Regions from separate parts of the Homo sapiens genome. Here region 2 is linked to region 1. Evidence: read pairs that join two places in POLR2A ChIA-PET (ENCODE). Cell type or tissue: PC-9. All regions are shown on one strand. Links, peaks and the distances in the headings refer to the core of each region. The heading gives the core; the rest is flanking DNA.

Region 1 (7,583 bases), core at 2,110-6,109:
CAAATTCCCAGATGCTGCTGATGCTACTAGTCCAGGGACCACACTTTGAGAACTACAACTACTATACTAAAATCAGAAGCAGAGAAAGCTTAACTTCCAAACCAACGGAGGGTGGCGGGGAAATGGAATGAGAAAACAAACCAAAGAAAAAAATAATCTTCCATCCAGACCAGCTCTGTCCAGTAGAAACTAATGCAAGCCACATGTGTAACTTTATACCTTCTATTAGCCACATTTGAAGTAAAAAGGAACAGGTGACATGACTTTTAATAATATATTTTATTTAACTGGTATACCCAAAATATGATCAATATGTTATCAATTTTTAAATGATTATGAAATAATTTACATTCTTTTTTTTTTCTACCGTCTTCAAACTCCAGTATGTGTTTTATGCTTAAAGCACTTTTTTCTTTTTTTTTTTTTGACAGGGTCTTACTCTTTCGCCCAGGCAGGAGTGTAGTGGCGTGATCTCAGCTCACTGCAACCCCCGCCTCCTGGGTTCAAGCAATTCTCCTGCCTCGGCCTCCCGAGTATCTGGGACTACAGGCATGCACCACCATGCCCAGCTAATTTTTTTGTATTTTTAGTAGAGACGGGGTTTCACCATGTCGGCCAGGGTGGTCTTGACCTCAGGTGATCCACCCACCTCGGTGTCCCAAAGTGCTGGGATTACAGGCATGAGCCACCACACCCAGCCCTTAAGGCACTTCTCAATGTGAGCTAGCCACATTACATGTTCTGTAGGCACATGTGGCTTGTAGCTGCTGTACTGGACAGAGCAGTCTGGACAGTAAGTGACATGGGCCCGCAGGGGACAGAGGCCTCCACTCCGTCACTGAGTATCCACTCTATGTCAGACACAAGGCTGAACACTTTGCACACATCATTTCATTTCATCCTCACACCATCCTGTGAGATTAAGCGTTCCTATCATCCCCGTTTTACAGAGGGGAAAACCGAGGTTGAGAAAATGTAAAACGCTTCCGTGAGATCTTTTGGTTGATAAGCCACGGAGCTGGGATTCAAACCCAGGGCTCCCATATTCCAGTGCCAGCCTCTGAACGTCTAGGCCAGGCGTTTCTCTATGTGGTCTTTTGCACCGGGCCAAAAAACTTTGTGGGCTTTAAGCTTTAGGCTTTGTGGGCCTGTCTCAACGTCTCAACTCTGCCATTGTAGCATGAAAGCAGCTTTAGACAATAAATAAACAAATGGGCATGGCTGTGATCTAATAAAAACTTTATTTAGAAAAATAGGAGGGAGGGCTGGATTCGGCCTGGGAGGCCGTAGTCTGCTGACCTCTATGCTGGGCCAACACAATTGCCTCTGTAAGGCCTCATTTAGGGGAGACGTCAATGGTCACACTCAGTAGTACTAACATTCTGTGGGTGGGGGGGTGTGCATGCGTGCATATGTGTTGGGGTGGGTGGAAGGATGCACAGCCTCTCGTTCCAAAGTCCACAGTCTTTCTAGTTTCTGGAAGGATCCCGAGTGACTGCCTTTTAGTGGTAGCTTCTCAGACTCCACCAGGGACTCAGCCAGCACCCGCGACTCGGCAGCCCCTCCGCTGAGCAGCCTGGCCATCAACATGAGTTATTCCCTCTCTCAAGACTGAGAAGGAGGGAAATAAAAGCCAGGATTGATGGAATCCGGACATAAAATCTGGCCCCATAATGCCTGCATTTTGGAAACTGCCTTTAATTAATGGTTTATGACCCCAAGGCCCCCCTAGACTCCTCCCAAGCCCTTCTGTCACGTCGTCTCGTTGGTGCTCAGTCCTCAGGGGTGGGGGAGAAGGAGGCGGTGGTGAATAGGGGCGGTGAATAGCTGTCTTGCAGAAACCAAAATGTGTGGTTTGCGCACATGAACCCAGCCTGGCCTCTGGCATTCCTAGGGCCTGGACTCCATAAATAATGCGAGCTGTAAAGCCAGCTCCCCTCACAGCCCTGAGGCCTGCTCACTACAGAAAATAAATAACCCACACACACTCACAAAGACACACAGGCACACGCACACACACGCTCACATTGCACACCAGACGTTTGCCTTTTCTGTTTGTCCACGTATCTGTTATCCCCTCTCTGACCTCGACTCCCTCTCTCCCTCTCCTCCTTTCAATTTACTTTCGCATCTTTATTGCATCTGGACACCCTTTCTCTCCCCAAACCCTCTTCTTTGAACCTTCCCCTCTTCTGGGGGACTCAGGAGCAGCAGCCAACTTCTGCTCCCATCTCCTTTCTCTCCTTCCCATGCTCCTTTAGCTCCCTTTCTTGGGGAGACATAGCCAAGGGCTGCAGACACCCCCCACCCACCCACCTGGGCACAGAACGGACAGATCCACCCTCACCTCACTGAGAGCCCCACCCCTCCCACCTTGACCAGGCAAGAGTCCAGCAGGGACAGTGAATTTCTGCCCTGCCAGGCTGGACAACCAGGAGGACTTGTTCCCTCTGAAGGCACCAAAGCTGTAGCCAGGAATGTAGTGGGAAGGAAGTGGCTGCAGCTAAACTCTAGGTGTGGCCAAACAGTGCCCAAGCCCCAGGAGAGGGGCCCCTTATTGCCAACAATAGCCAGCCTTGACTAAGTGCCTACTGTCAGCCTGAAAAAACAGACATCAGAAAAAAATATCTCCTATATGATGAATGTATTTGGGAGTAAGCATAAATGGATTAGTCTCTGGAAGTATAGCTGTGGCAAGCCATAGGTGCGTCTGGAGAGGGGACAGCAAAGGGAAGCTTTTATTGGCAAAAAAAAAAAAAAAAAAAAAAAAAAAAAAGAGAAGTTCACATAAGCTGCTTGGAAACAGACTTCATTGGCTGCAGAGGCTCAAAGCTAGAGTTGGCATCAGTTCATTGGTGGAGATGACGTTACTGGGCAGTGTTCTTTGGAGAACATCTTACCTGAATTGCTGCAGTCCTGAAGAAGGAATTTCTTGGGGGCTATTTTAGAAAGTCCTTGAGACAGTCCTTATCTCAAACATGCAAGCATGAGTTCCCCTCCTTCGTGATTTCCCGGCTCTAATTCTTCTGGTTCTGACAAAAGTGATTTCATCCTGGTATCTGCAACTTTCACACCCCCATAGCTTCGCATTCAGAGTTTATAACATTCATTTCAAGCTACGAGGCAGATATTCTCATTATTCCCATTTTATATATGGAGAAACGGAGGCTTCAAGGAATCTGCCTGATGCTGAGGTCTGTTCAACTCCAAAGCCTGGTCCAAATGGATGACAGGGGCCGTGTCTTGGAACTTTGGGTAACCAGATTTGGCCACATATCACCTCTCCTCTTCCCAGAAGCACATAACAGAGGTGAGACTCAGCTAGCAGAATAAAACAGAGTGAAGCCAGCCAGGCTGGAGGCCTCCCGGGGGCTCTCAGCTCTTTCCCATCCAGGAAGGATGCCGTGTTTCAGTGCCTGTTCCAATCCCTATAGAATTTGGAGTCCTGTGCCTGATCCAAAAGACTTCCCTGCAAGCCATGCCGGTCCGTGGGAGCCGGGCACCAGCACTGGCTGCCGGCCTGCACCCCGGCCTGACAGCCCTGTCACCTGGCAGGAAGGTGGGGCCCTGGCGGGGCTGCAGAGGCAGCTGCTGCCGTTTCCGCATTCCTGGCACCATGGCAACAGGAGGCCACTCAGACGGGTGACCTGCACAGAGCTCTCTGCAACCTCTGCCATTTCCTTGGGAAAAACAAAGGGCTTAGGCTCACTGAGAAGGGAAACGTGATAATGTTGGCAGTGACCTCTCAACCCATACTTGTCCCAGCACGGACAGCCCGTCACACTCACCCCCGCTGAGTCCTCACGGCAGCCCACAGAGGAGGCAGGCAGCAGAGAATGGTACCGGGTTAGCTTTACAGAGGAGGAAACTGAGGCACAAGGTGTTTGGGAGACAGGTTTTGGTGGAGATGGGGATGATGGATGAGTGTGTGGTCACCAGGTGGATACAGTCCTTTTCAAAGAGTCCCTCAAGGAGTTTAAAATGGAGAGAGGGAAGGCCTTGTGGGGAGGGGGTTTGTAACTTGAAAAAGTGAGATTTCTAGGCTTTTTTCTACATATCAAACATACTATAGTCAATGCAGAAAACTTGGGAGACAGAAAAGTATGCACAGTCACAAATACTCTCACACTCACACGGGCACATTCACACACACACTCGCACAATTACCTATCACTTCTTTTCCAGAGACAGACTTTTCATGTTGATCCATCTAGTACTTTACATATTTTTATATACTAGATTTTCTCCACCTAGTATATTGTATACACACACGTGTATATAATAATTATACACTTTACATCTACATATAATTTTTAAACCACAGTCAGGGTTACACTGTGCCTGCTGTGTTTTGTTGTTTTTTGTTTTTTGTTTTTGCAATGGAGTCTTGTTCTGTCGCCCAGACTGGAGTGCAGTGGCACAATCTCGACTTACTGCAACCTCTGCCTCCCAGGTTCAAGTGATTCTCCTGCCTCAGCCTCTGGAGTAGCTGGGACTACAGGCGTGTGCTACCACGCCCACGCCGGGATAATTTTTTGTAATTTTAGTAGAGATGGGATTTCACCGTGTTAGCCAGGACGGTCTCGATCTTCTGACCTCGTGATCTACCTGCCTCCCAAAGTGCTGGGATTACAGGCGTGAGCCACCGCACCCGGCCGTGTTTTCCTTTTTCATTTGGCAGTAGGTGGTGGATGTTTTCCCGTGACAGGACTTTTTATTCATTGCACATATTCCAACATATGAATGGAGCGTCATTCCTTCAAACAAACTCTCATCAATAACCATTCATATTGCTTCCTAGTATTTAATTTTTCCAAAGTTTTTATTACAAAACTATACATGTTTACTAGGGAACTTTGAAAATACAGAGACATACAACAAAAAGAAAATAACCATATTCTCCCCAGCACAGAAAGGCAGTAACTATGAACATTTGTGTAGACTTATCACCTATTGTTTTAATGTTGTGTCCTGTCTCTATGGATGGATAAGCATTTTTTTTTTACATTCTTGTAATGATTTATAATATTGAATTTCAGCAGGGTCATTTCTAATCAGAGGTTTTGTTTTTTTGTTTTTTTTTTTGATTTTTTTTTTTTTTTTTTTGGAGACGGAGTTTCACTCTTGTTGGCCAGGCTGGAGTGCAATGGCGCAATCTCGGCTCACCTCAACCTCCGCCTCCTGGGTTCAAGCGATTCTCCTGCCTCAGCCTCCCGAGTAGCTGGGATTACAGGCATATGCCACCACCCAGGCTAATTTTGTATTTTTAGTAGAGACGGGGTTTCTCCATGTTGGTCAGGCTGGTCTTGAACTCCCGGCCTCAGGTGATCCACCTACCTCGGCCTCCCAAAGTGCTGGGATTACAGGCATGAGCCACTGTGCCCAGCCAGTCAGAGTTATATTTAAATACTTGTTGTTTCTCATGGTATTGAGTTTGTCTGTTTGGGTGTGTGTGTGTGTTTTTATTTGTTTTGTTTTGTTTTGTTTTGTTTTGTTCTGTTTTGAGTTGGGGTCTCAGTCTGTCACCCAGGCTGGAGTACAGTGGTATGATCTTGGCTCACTATAACCTCCGCCTCCCTGGCTGAAAAGATCCTCCTACCTCAGCCTCCTGAGCAGCTGGGACCCCAGGCACACGCCACCACGTCCAGCTAATTTTTTTGTATTTTTGGTAGAGATGGGGTTTCACCATGTTGCCCAGGCTGATCTCAAACTCCTGAAGCTCAAGCATTCTGCCCACCTTGTCCTCCCAAAGTGCTGAGATTATAGGCGTGAGCTACCACGCCCGGCCTGTTTAGGTTTTTATCGAACCCTCTTTTAGAGAGATTCTTTTCCCCTCTCAATTGAGTCTCTGTAACCTGAACTTTTCATATTTACCAGGCCTTGATGCAACGAACCATATATAGAAGAGTGGGGTTAGAAAATGTTGGTGGATGAACTTTTTTTTTTTTTTGGTCTGTGAGGGCCATTCCAGAAACAGCTTTCAGTGTATTAAGGAATGGAGCTGGGTTCCATTTATCCTACGAAAATAAATCACCCAGTTGCCCAAAGACGACTGCCGCTGTGTTGTTTACAATAGTGAAAAATTGGAAACAACCGCCATGCCCATCAGTAGGAGGTGAAATAAATTACGGAGCCTCCTTCTGATGAATCCCGCGCAGTCAAAAGGTACCGCAGGTCTCTGTGGAGATGGAACAGTCTCCTCCACAGCGAAAGTGAACAGGCATATCACAAATGCACACACCTCAAATGCACGCACCCCGTAAGCAAGCGGGTCTGTGTGTGTTTGTAAGTGTGGCTTTTCTGTATCCAGAAAAGAGTATTTAACAGCTGCTGTCTCTAGGTGGTGTCGATCTAGAAGAATGATGAGACAGGTCTCAGTCATTTTAGGAGGTGTATTTGTCAAAGTTAAGGACGCGCGCCCAGGAGACAGGTCTGTGCCTTTCTCCGAAGATGATTTTGAGGCCTCCAGATTTAAAGGCGAAAGGATATTGAGAAGCACACAGTTTCATGTAAGAGGGGGGCGGGGGAAAATAATCATTCGTGCCTTTGTCTGGCCCAGTGAATCTGCATTTTTACATAAGGTAACATAGACAGATGGGGAACATGCAGGAAATCGACATTTTTACATAAGATAAAGATAAATGAGGCAGGGGAACAATCAGATATGCATTTGTGCCAGGTGAGCAGAGGGGTGAATACTGTGTAAAGATAAGCTATCCATTTACATTGCCATGGTGAATTTTAACAGAAATGCTTTAGGGTAAATATCTCCAAGCTCGCCAGGAATTTCCTTGTGGGCAAAATATGAGGGAGGTGTGTAGCAGTTCATCTTATTTAGGAATCAAAACGGGGAGGCAGGTTTGTGTGACCCAGTTCCCGGCTTGACTTTTCCCTTTGGCTTAATGAGTTTGGGGTCCCAAGATTTATTTGCCTTTCACAGTCACGTGGGGTGATCTTCATTTACTGTTTTATTTTTTTCTGGGATAAGCTTTTCTTCTTTTCTTTTCATAGATTACTTTTGTAATGGGGGCAAGGGCAGAAAAACAAAAACGCCAAAAGCCACTTTGATTTTGAAGAGAATACATGGAGGGGAGGATGTCCCCACCACCCTCTGCCTCCCGGGGGTATGGCCTGCCCAGCCCCTGCCCCCAGCAGCCTCGTCCCCCAGCATGGCCTGCACTTGTGTGTTGCAGACTCGGACAGCCAGTGCAGCCCCACGCGGCAGAGCCTCAGCCTGTCGGAAGGCGAGGAGCAGATGGACCGGCTGCAGCAGGTGGAGCTGGTGAGGACCACCCCTATGTCCCACTGGAAGGCGGGCACCGTCCAGGCCTGGCTGGAGGTGGTGATGGCCATGCCTATGTACGTCAAGGCCTGCACGGAGAACGTGAAGAGCGGGAAGGTAGGCAACTCCGGGCCCCCTATGGGATGCCACCCATGCCCTCTGTGAGCTTTACGTACCCAGAAGCTGGCCTGCCCCCCACTCCTACCCTGGAGTCAGGAGAAGGTGCAATCTAGGAGCTAGCCAATGCAATCAGCCTCTGATGTACCTGCTCATTGTGCCTCCCTGGCAAGGCAGAGAGCCC
Region 2 (7,583 bases), core at 2,368-6,367, 370 kb after region 1:
GAACCCAGGAGGCAGAGGTTGCAGTGAGCTGAGATCACGCCACTTCATTCCAGCCTGGGTGACAGAGCAAGACTCCATCTCAGAAAGAAAAAAGAAAGAAAGAAAGAAAGAAAACACAACTCCTCTCCTCAGTCTTACCCAGGGAGGGGAACAAAAACAAACAAACAAAAAAAAAAACAACTCCGAGCACCAACAATTAGTATTTTTCTTCCTTCCCTAACACACAACATAATCTCTTCAAAACAGATGGAACCCATATTCCAATATCTACCTTTGGCATCTTTTTCAAAGTATTTCTAGGGTGACATTTGGGAGGAAATGGGAAAAAAAAAATATTTGGACACAGCTCTTTTTTCCACTGGGCTTTGAGAAAACCCCATCTTGCGTGCTCTTACTGTATCTCTCACTGATAAGTCCGCTCATAAAACCAGGGCCTTATCCAGGGCCACGCTTACAGAACTCCCACGGACACACCATGATAAGGACGCTGCTGCTGTCCACTTTGGTGGCTGGAGGTAAGTCCTGTTACCCAGAGGCACTGGTTTCCCATGCCCTGGTGGGGCTGGAAATGGGATCTTCCTGTCCTCCCCTCTCGCCCCCACCCAACCCCTACTGCATTCAGACCTATAATCATAAGAACATTGGAATGGAGTTTCAAAGAATTGGAGCAAAGAGCAGGATTCTATGACCTCTTGGGATCCTTCTAGAACAAGGGTTTTCTATTTGGGGGGTCAGAATGCGCAGCAAGTGTAGTTTACATTGTGTGGGTCGCTGCTTCCTGACTCAAGACCCTTTCTCTTTTCACAGCCCTCAGTTGTGGGGACCCCACTTACCCACCTTATGTGACTAGGGTGGTTGGCGGTGAAGAAGCGAGGCCCAACAGCTGGCCCTGGCAGGTGAGTTGACCACACTGTACTTCTCCCCGTCCCTGCCCCACTCCCTTTACATCTCCCCTTTGCCCTTCCACCATGGCGTCTATTGTGCTGGCAAAGTGAGTATTGATGGGACTCAGAGAGCAGCACAGGCAACTTTAGCAATAAGATATATTTCCGGCTGGGCGCAGTGGCTCATGCCTGTTATCCCAGCACTGTGGGAGGCTGTGGTGGGCAGATCACCTGAAGTCAGGAGTTTGAGACCAGCCTGGCCAACATGGTGAAACCTGCCTCTACTAATAATACACAAGTAGCCAGGTGTGGTGGCACACGCCTGTAATCCCAGCAACTGGGGAGGCTTAGGCAGGAGGATCGCTTGAACCCAGGAGGCAGAGGTTGCAGTGAGCTGAAATTGCACCACTGTACTCCAGCCTGGGCAACAAAGCAAGACTCTGTCTCAAAAAAAAAAAAAAAGATACATTTCTGTGGCCTTGGCCAACCTTGGGAGTGGAGGGAGAGGTGCCTCCTCCAGCTGCAGTAAGGAGCTGTCCCCTCCCCACTGCCCATAGGCAGCAAATATAGTATTACTCTATTAACCAATCAGAGGCTTGTTTACAAATGTACCATCAGTCTAGGAACCATTCAAGACTACCTATGCAAACATTCCTTGCTTTAAGGAACCAATCAGTGCTATTTGCGCAGATTAATCTTTAACCACAGGCAAATCAATGTTACCAATGAAAAAAATGTTTTCTTAAGTTGATATAATCATAGTGGTATCAAGACTAAACTGCCAAGTGGGGCACAGGTGTAAATTACTCAGACGTGTTAATGGTGGGGATTTTAAGAGAAATGTGTAAAGTTTACATTGACATAAACAAATATAGTGAAATCTCATTTATCTGATGTAATTGGGACCGAGTAATTGAAAAGTTGGTTATAAAGAAATTATTTTAAATCATATATATATAGTAAAGATTTTATCTTAGACTATGTAAACAATTTTTTGAGTTCTTAACTGTCTTTTTCATATAAGCCATGCCCCATATCTTATCTACAAACCCGTTTCTTTAAAGCAGAGCAGTAACTTTGAGACGTTCACAAAGCAATCTGAGTTATGAGCCCATCCAATCTTTCCATTTTCTCACAGACACTACTTCAAGAGCAATTTTTTAAGAGTCATGGTGATCCAGTCTCTTCCAAGCATTTAACTTTGTTTCCATATAAATAACGACTCTCTTTCTGAACTCATATTTCATTGGTTACATGTTTAATCAAATTTCATTATTACAAGCATAATTGATATAAACTGCTTTGGGAGCAAACCCAGCTGAATCAGGATGAGTTTCTACCTTAAGTAGGAGGAGCAACTAGCAGCCCACTAGCCTTGAGCATTCAGAGTGACCCATGCAGCAGTCACTGTGTTTAGAGAGGCCAGCGTTCATTCATCTGCTCCTTGATTAAGAGACTGTCAATGATAGGCCAGGCGTGGTGGCTCATGCCTGTAATCCCAGCACTTTGGCAGGCCGAGGCAGGTGGATCACCTGAGGTCAGGAGTTTGAGACCAGCCTGGCCAACATGGTGAAACTCTGCCTCTACTAAAAATACAAAAATTAGCCAGGCATGGTGGCGGGCACCTGTAGTCCCAGCTACTTGGGAGGCTGAGGCACAAGAATCGCTTGAACCTGGGAGGCGCAGGTTGCGGTGAGCCAAGATCACACCTCTGCACTCCAGCCTGGGTGACAGAGTGAGATCCATAAAAAAAAAAAAAAAAAAAAAAAAAAAAAAAAAAAAAAAAAAAAAAAAAGACTGTCAACGATAGAATGATGGCAGATATTTCACATTTTTTTCTTTTTTTGAGACAGAGTCTTGCTCTGTCACCCAGGCTGGAGTGCAGTGGCACAATCATAGCTCACTGCAGCCTCCAACTCCTGGGCTCTGGCCATCTACCTGCCTCAGCCTCCCAAAGTGCTGGGATTACAGGCACCCACCACTGTGCTCACCCATAGTAATTTTTTTTTTTTTTTGAGACAGTGTCACATTCTGTCACCCAGGCTGGAGTACAGTGGCTGGTGAAACATGGCTCACAGCGGCCTCGAACTCCTAGGCTCAAGCGATCCTCCCACCTCAGCCTCCCTATCAGCTGAGACCACAGGTGCATGCCCCCACACCCGGTTAAGTTTCTTTTTTTTTTTTTAGAGATGGGTCTCACTATGTTGCCCAGGCTGGTCTTGAACTTCTGGGCTCAAGTGATCCTCCTGCGTCGGCCTCCCAAAGTGCTGGGATCACAGGCGTGAGCCTCTCAACCCAGCCTCACAATTTATATACTTGGCTTTGTGTGCTTTTGCCAGTTCTTTTGCTTTTCTCACAGTCCCACAGTATTTTTTCCCTGAGAATTTGGAAGAAGGGCCACAGTCCCTCTGCTACAGGGCCCCATAACACCGGGCGCATTTGTGCTAAGAACTAATCATTGCTGCCTACAAAAATACTTCCTCACCCTCTTGCACAAAAGTATTCTTGCCTTGAGAACCAGTGAATGTTAATCCATGAAGAGTCCCTATGCTTTGTGCTTCTGTTTCCCTGCGGAAATAAGGCAGATCTAGCTGGGTGGGGACTCAGATGAGGCAAGTAAGACATTCACTCTGGAGGCAAAATGTAAGGGGGTAGCACAAAACTCAGCAACCAGCCAGGAACAGTGGCACACACCTTTAATCCCAGCTATTCAAGGGGCTGAGGCAGGAGGATTGCTTGAGCCCAAGAGTTTGAGACCAGCATGGGCAACATAGATAGCCATCTCAAAAAAAAAAAAAAAATACAAACAAACAAAAAACCTCACTAACGAAGATGAATGATATTTTAATGCAATTTTGTTTCTTCTCCAGGAGACAGAGTCTCATTCTGTCACCCAGGCTTAATTACAGTATGAGTCACCCTGAGAGCCCTGCACAGTGGCTTATGTTCCCCATTTCCAGAGAAGGCAACTGGGACTTGGAAAGGTTACAGAATTCCCCAAAGGCACTGGGTTAGCCCGGGGGGCGAATGAGGATTCAAATCTGGTTCAGTGCTACCTCTTTAGCTACACTTTGCTGGCCACACATAATACGTATTATGTGGGCTAAATTTCACATCTGTACGATGGTTTCAGCACATTTTTAAATTGGGGGGGGGGTACATCCTTTTAAGTATCTTTTTTCACTTTTTCTAATTTTAAACATCTTTTTTAAGACCTCTTAATGTCACACAAACGAGAAATGCCAAATGGCTAATTAAAAACAACAACGTTCAGAGAAAAGCAGGCATCTGCCAACAAACAGGTCATCGTTCCCCACAGTTATAGGGAGCCCGATCAGAGCAGTCCATGCCCTACTGTCACCTCCCTCCCCTCTGCTTGGCCGTGGCAGGGAATTGAAAGACAGGGGAGGAGGAATGAAGGAACAGGAAGGGCATGGAACAGCTTCATTAGAGACTAAAACAGTGTCAAATGTCACCACCTTAAAGTTCTTTTTTTTTTTTTTTAAAGACCTGGTCTCACTCTGTTAATTTTATTTTATTTTAAAATTTTTTTGGTAGGGTCAAGTTCTCACTATGGTGCCCAGGCTGGTTCACAAACTCCTGGGTTCAAGCAATACTCCCACCTCAGCCTTCTGAGTAACCGGGACTATAGGCATGCACCGCCGCACCCAGCGGCTCATTTTGGGCTATTTTTGTTGTAGAGACAATGTATTTAGTCCTGCCTCACACGGCTAATAAAGACATATCTGAGACTGGGTAATTTATAAAGGAAAGAGGTTTAACTGACTCATAGCTCAGCGTGGCTGGGGAGGCCTCAGGAAACTTATAATCATGGCAGAAGGGAAAGGAAACACATCCTTGTTCACGCAGCGGTAGCAGGGAGAAGTGCCGAGCAAAAGTGGGGGAAAGACCCTTATAAAACCATCAGATCTTGTGAGAACTTACTCACTATCATGAAAACAGCATGGAGGTGACCACCCTCATGATTCAATTACCTCCCACCAGGTCCCTCGCACGACAAATGGGGATTATAAGAACTATAATTCAAGATGAGATTTGGGTAGGGACACAGCCAAACCTTATCAGATGGGGTTTCACCATGTTGCCCAGGCTGGTCTCAAACTCCTGGGCTCAAGTGATCCTCCTTCCTTGGCCTCCCGAAGTGTTGGGATTACAAGCATGAGCCACCATGCCTGGCCTGATTGTTTTTCATGTAGATTGCATTAACACGTTTTTTATCTTGATGGCTGAGGTTTTGGGTGCTGCCTTAAGTTGTGCACATGAGGCGACTGCCTCACTCCCCCTTACCCTTGTCCCAGCCCCGTTCTTGGGAAACTGGAGTGCAGGGAGGCCCTGCTCTTTCAAACCTAGCCACAGAGCTCCTTTGCTTCTCCCCAGGTCTCCCTGCAGTACAGCTCCAATGGCAAGTGGTACCACACCTGCGGAGGGTCCCTGATAGCCAACAGCTGGGTCCTGACGGCTGCCCACTGCATCAGGTAACTGCCTTTCCCTGGGCGCTTGGCCTGCTCACCAGCTGGTGCTCATTTCTGAGCTGGGGGCTCAAATGGCCTGAACCATGCTACATAAAGCAGCCTTGCAAATAACCACTATACTGGCTGAGACACAAGCTGTAGTCAATCAATGGTTCAGTGTGTTGGCCCATCAATGTCAGTACATGGCATGGATGGAGTGTCTGTGCCAGGCAGGCACTGAGGGAGGATGAAGAGGAGGGGAAGGCCCAATCTCTGCCCTCTTGGGGAAACTACATGTGGCCTCTGGATCTGGAATTGGGTTCCCTTGAACAACTTAACTGACTTCTCAAAGCTTCAATACCATCACCTGCAGAAAAATGGAGTAACAGAATTTAGTGTGAATTCAATGAGTTGATTTACCAAAGGGCCTGGCACTTAGTAAGTGCTCAGTGAAAGCTAATTCTGAATTATAGATGAATTATAAAGGCCCACAAGGTTCTGCAACGTTGTTCACTTATCCTCTTCTTTGTCCGTGACCTCTGCTCATCACAGCTGGAACTCACCGGAGTTTCTGCCGGGTCGGCGTGACTCCCTACCAGGAGTGATCCCTTCTCCCATCCGATTTATAATAAGCTCTAGGAGGTATTGGGGAAAATAATAGAGGCCTACAGTCAGGAGTCCTGGCTTGTAGTTCTGGTTTCTCACTAACGGTGGGACTCTGGGCCAGGTTACGCCTCTCTGGGCCTCAGTTTCCCCATCTGCAAATGAAAGGTGGGAAAAATGTCCTTGAGGGCAAATGACTCCTGTTTTCTCTGTGTTCATCTCATTCCCTCCATAAGAACTATAGAGTTTGTGTTATTATAACTTTTATTTTATATTGTAGTTTATAGTTAGTATAGTAACAATTATTATATGATCATAGTTCTTAGGTTATATACTTTAGGCCCTATTATAACTAACTGATTGTCCCAGGGGAGGAAAGATCCCCAAGTCCCATCTAGTGGCTCACGCAGCAGCCAGTTACTTGGGTCTATCCCCAGCATTATCCAAAGCCAGGCCTCTGGAGGTGACCCTCTCCCTGGGCCCCCTTTCTCCCAGCTCCTCCAGGACCTACCGCGTGGGGCTGGGCCGGCACAACCTCTACGTTGCGGAGTCCGGCTCGCTGGCAGTCAGTGTCTCTAAGATTGTGGTGCACAAGGACTGGAACTCCAACCAAATCTCCAAAGGGTTCGTTTCTGTCTGGGTGCACTTGGGGGTGAGGTTGTCAGGGAACAGATGGGGGTCTCACAGAGGCAAGGGTCTCAACCACACCACACCCCCTCTGCTTCTTCTACAGGGAGGGGGAAGGAGCTCTGGCCTCTTAGATGTGGAACCAGCTCCAAAGATGTCTGGGGTGGGGATGTGACCTGGGGAGGGTGAAGCAAAGACTGCCAGAGCGACCTGGGTTTGCTGCCAGTTACACCTGCAGGGCCCCTGTCCGCTGAGCATGTATCTACTTCATGCCAGGTCCTGGGGACACAGGGACAGTGCTGTCAACCCTGTGACTGTCCCTGGAGTAGGACACAATCTCTCCTGCCTTCCCCCTTTCAACAAGGCCCTCTGCATTTTCAAACATGCCCTGGGGCCCTGCCAGTCAGAGCAACCTGGGGTAACAGGGTACAGGGAAGATGACAAGGTCTCCAAGCCCTCCAAAGCCCACAGGGCAGGAAAAGTCAACCCGGTCCTCATGCTTCGCCTCCACACTCACCCAGGAACGACATTGCCCTGCTCAAACTGGCTAACCCCGTCTCCCTCACCGACAAGATCCAGCTGGCCTGCCTCCCTCCTGCCGGCACCATTCTACCCAACAACTACCCCTGCTACGTCACGGGCTGGGGAAGGCTGCAGAGTAAGTGGGAGCCAGGAGCCCCCAGGCCTGGGAGGGAAGGGAGGTGATTCACGTCACCCCTGTCTGGCCGGGGCCTCTCACCTGTCATCCCAGGGTGTGTGGCTGCCTTGGAGAGACGGGATGGCATAGGCTGACGCCTGCCTGGGATCAAATGTCAGCTCTCCCACTTAATGACTGTGACACCTTGGACACATTACTAGGTCTCTCCATGCAGCACTTTTTTCATCTGTAAAATGCAAATATTTGGCTGGGCGCAGTGGCTCATACCTGTAATCCCAGCACTTTGGGAGGCCCATCCCGCGGATCACTTGAGGTCAGGAGACCAGCCTGACCAACACG

Evidence for each region. Peaks named below come from ENCODE experiments on the same cell type or tissue, not always from the same donor. Only the 100,000 strongest peaks of a DNase experiment are listed, where the experiment ranks them.
Region 2: POLR2A ChIA-PET joins it to region 1 with 7 read pairs; 2 of 35 experiments call an interaction of 5 or more read pairs at or near these places.

The regions. Positions count from the first base shown.
Region 1 is chr1:15,086,987-15,094,569 of GRCh38, forward strand. It overlaps KAZN (kazrin, periplakin interacting protein), which reads left to right. Exons shown (of 15, transcript NM_201628.3): 9 at 7,194-7,399. Among named protein-coding and RNA genes, the nearest start is that of TMEM51-AS1, 62 kb to the right of the region's middle. In PC-9, for the core only: no CTCF peak of the experiment used is centred there; DNase peaks (open chromatin) are centred at 2,475 and 3,645; H3K4me3 peaks cover 843 bases; H3K27ac peaks cover 927 bases.
Region 2 is chr1:15,456,279-15,463,861 of GRCh38, forward strand. CELA2A (chymotrypsin like elastase 2A) reads left to right here and starts at 454. Exons shown (of 8, transcript NM_033440.3): 1 at 454-515; 2 at 808-896; 3 at 5,283-5,380; 4 at 6,455-6,583; 5 at 7,108-7,244. The coding sequence starts at 476. It overlaps LOC105376767 (a long non-coding RNA gene), which reads right to left. Exons shown (of 3, transcript XR_002958256.2): 3 at 7,237-7,470. In PC-9, for the core only: no CTCF peak of the experiment used is centred there; no DNase peak of the experiment used is centred there.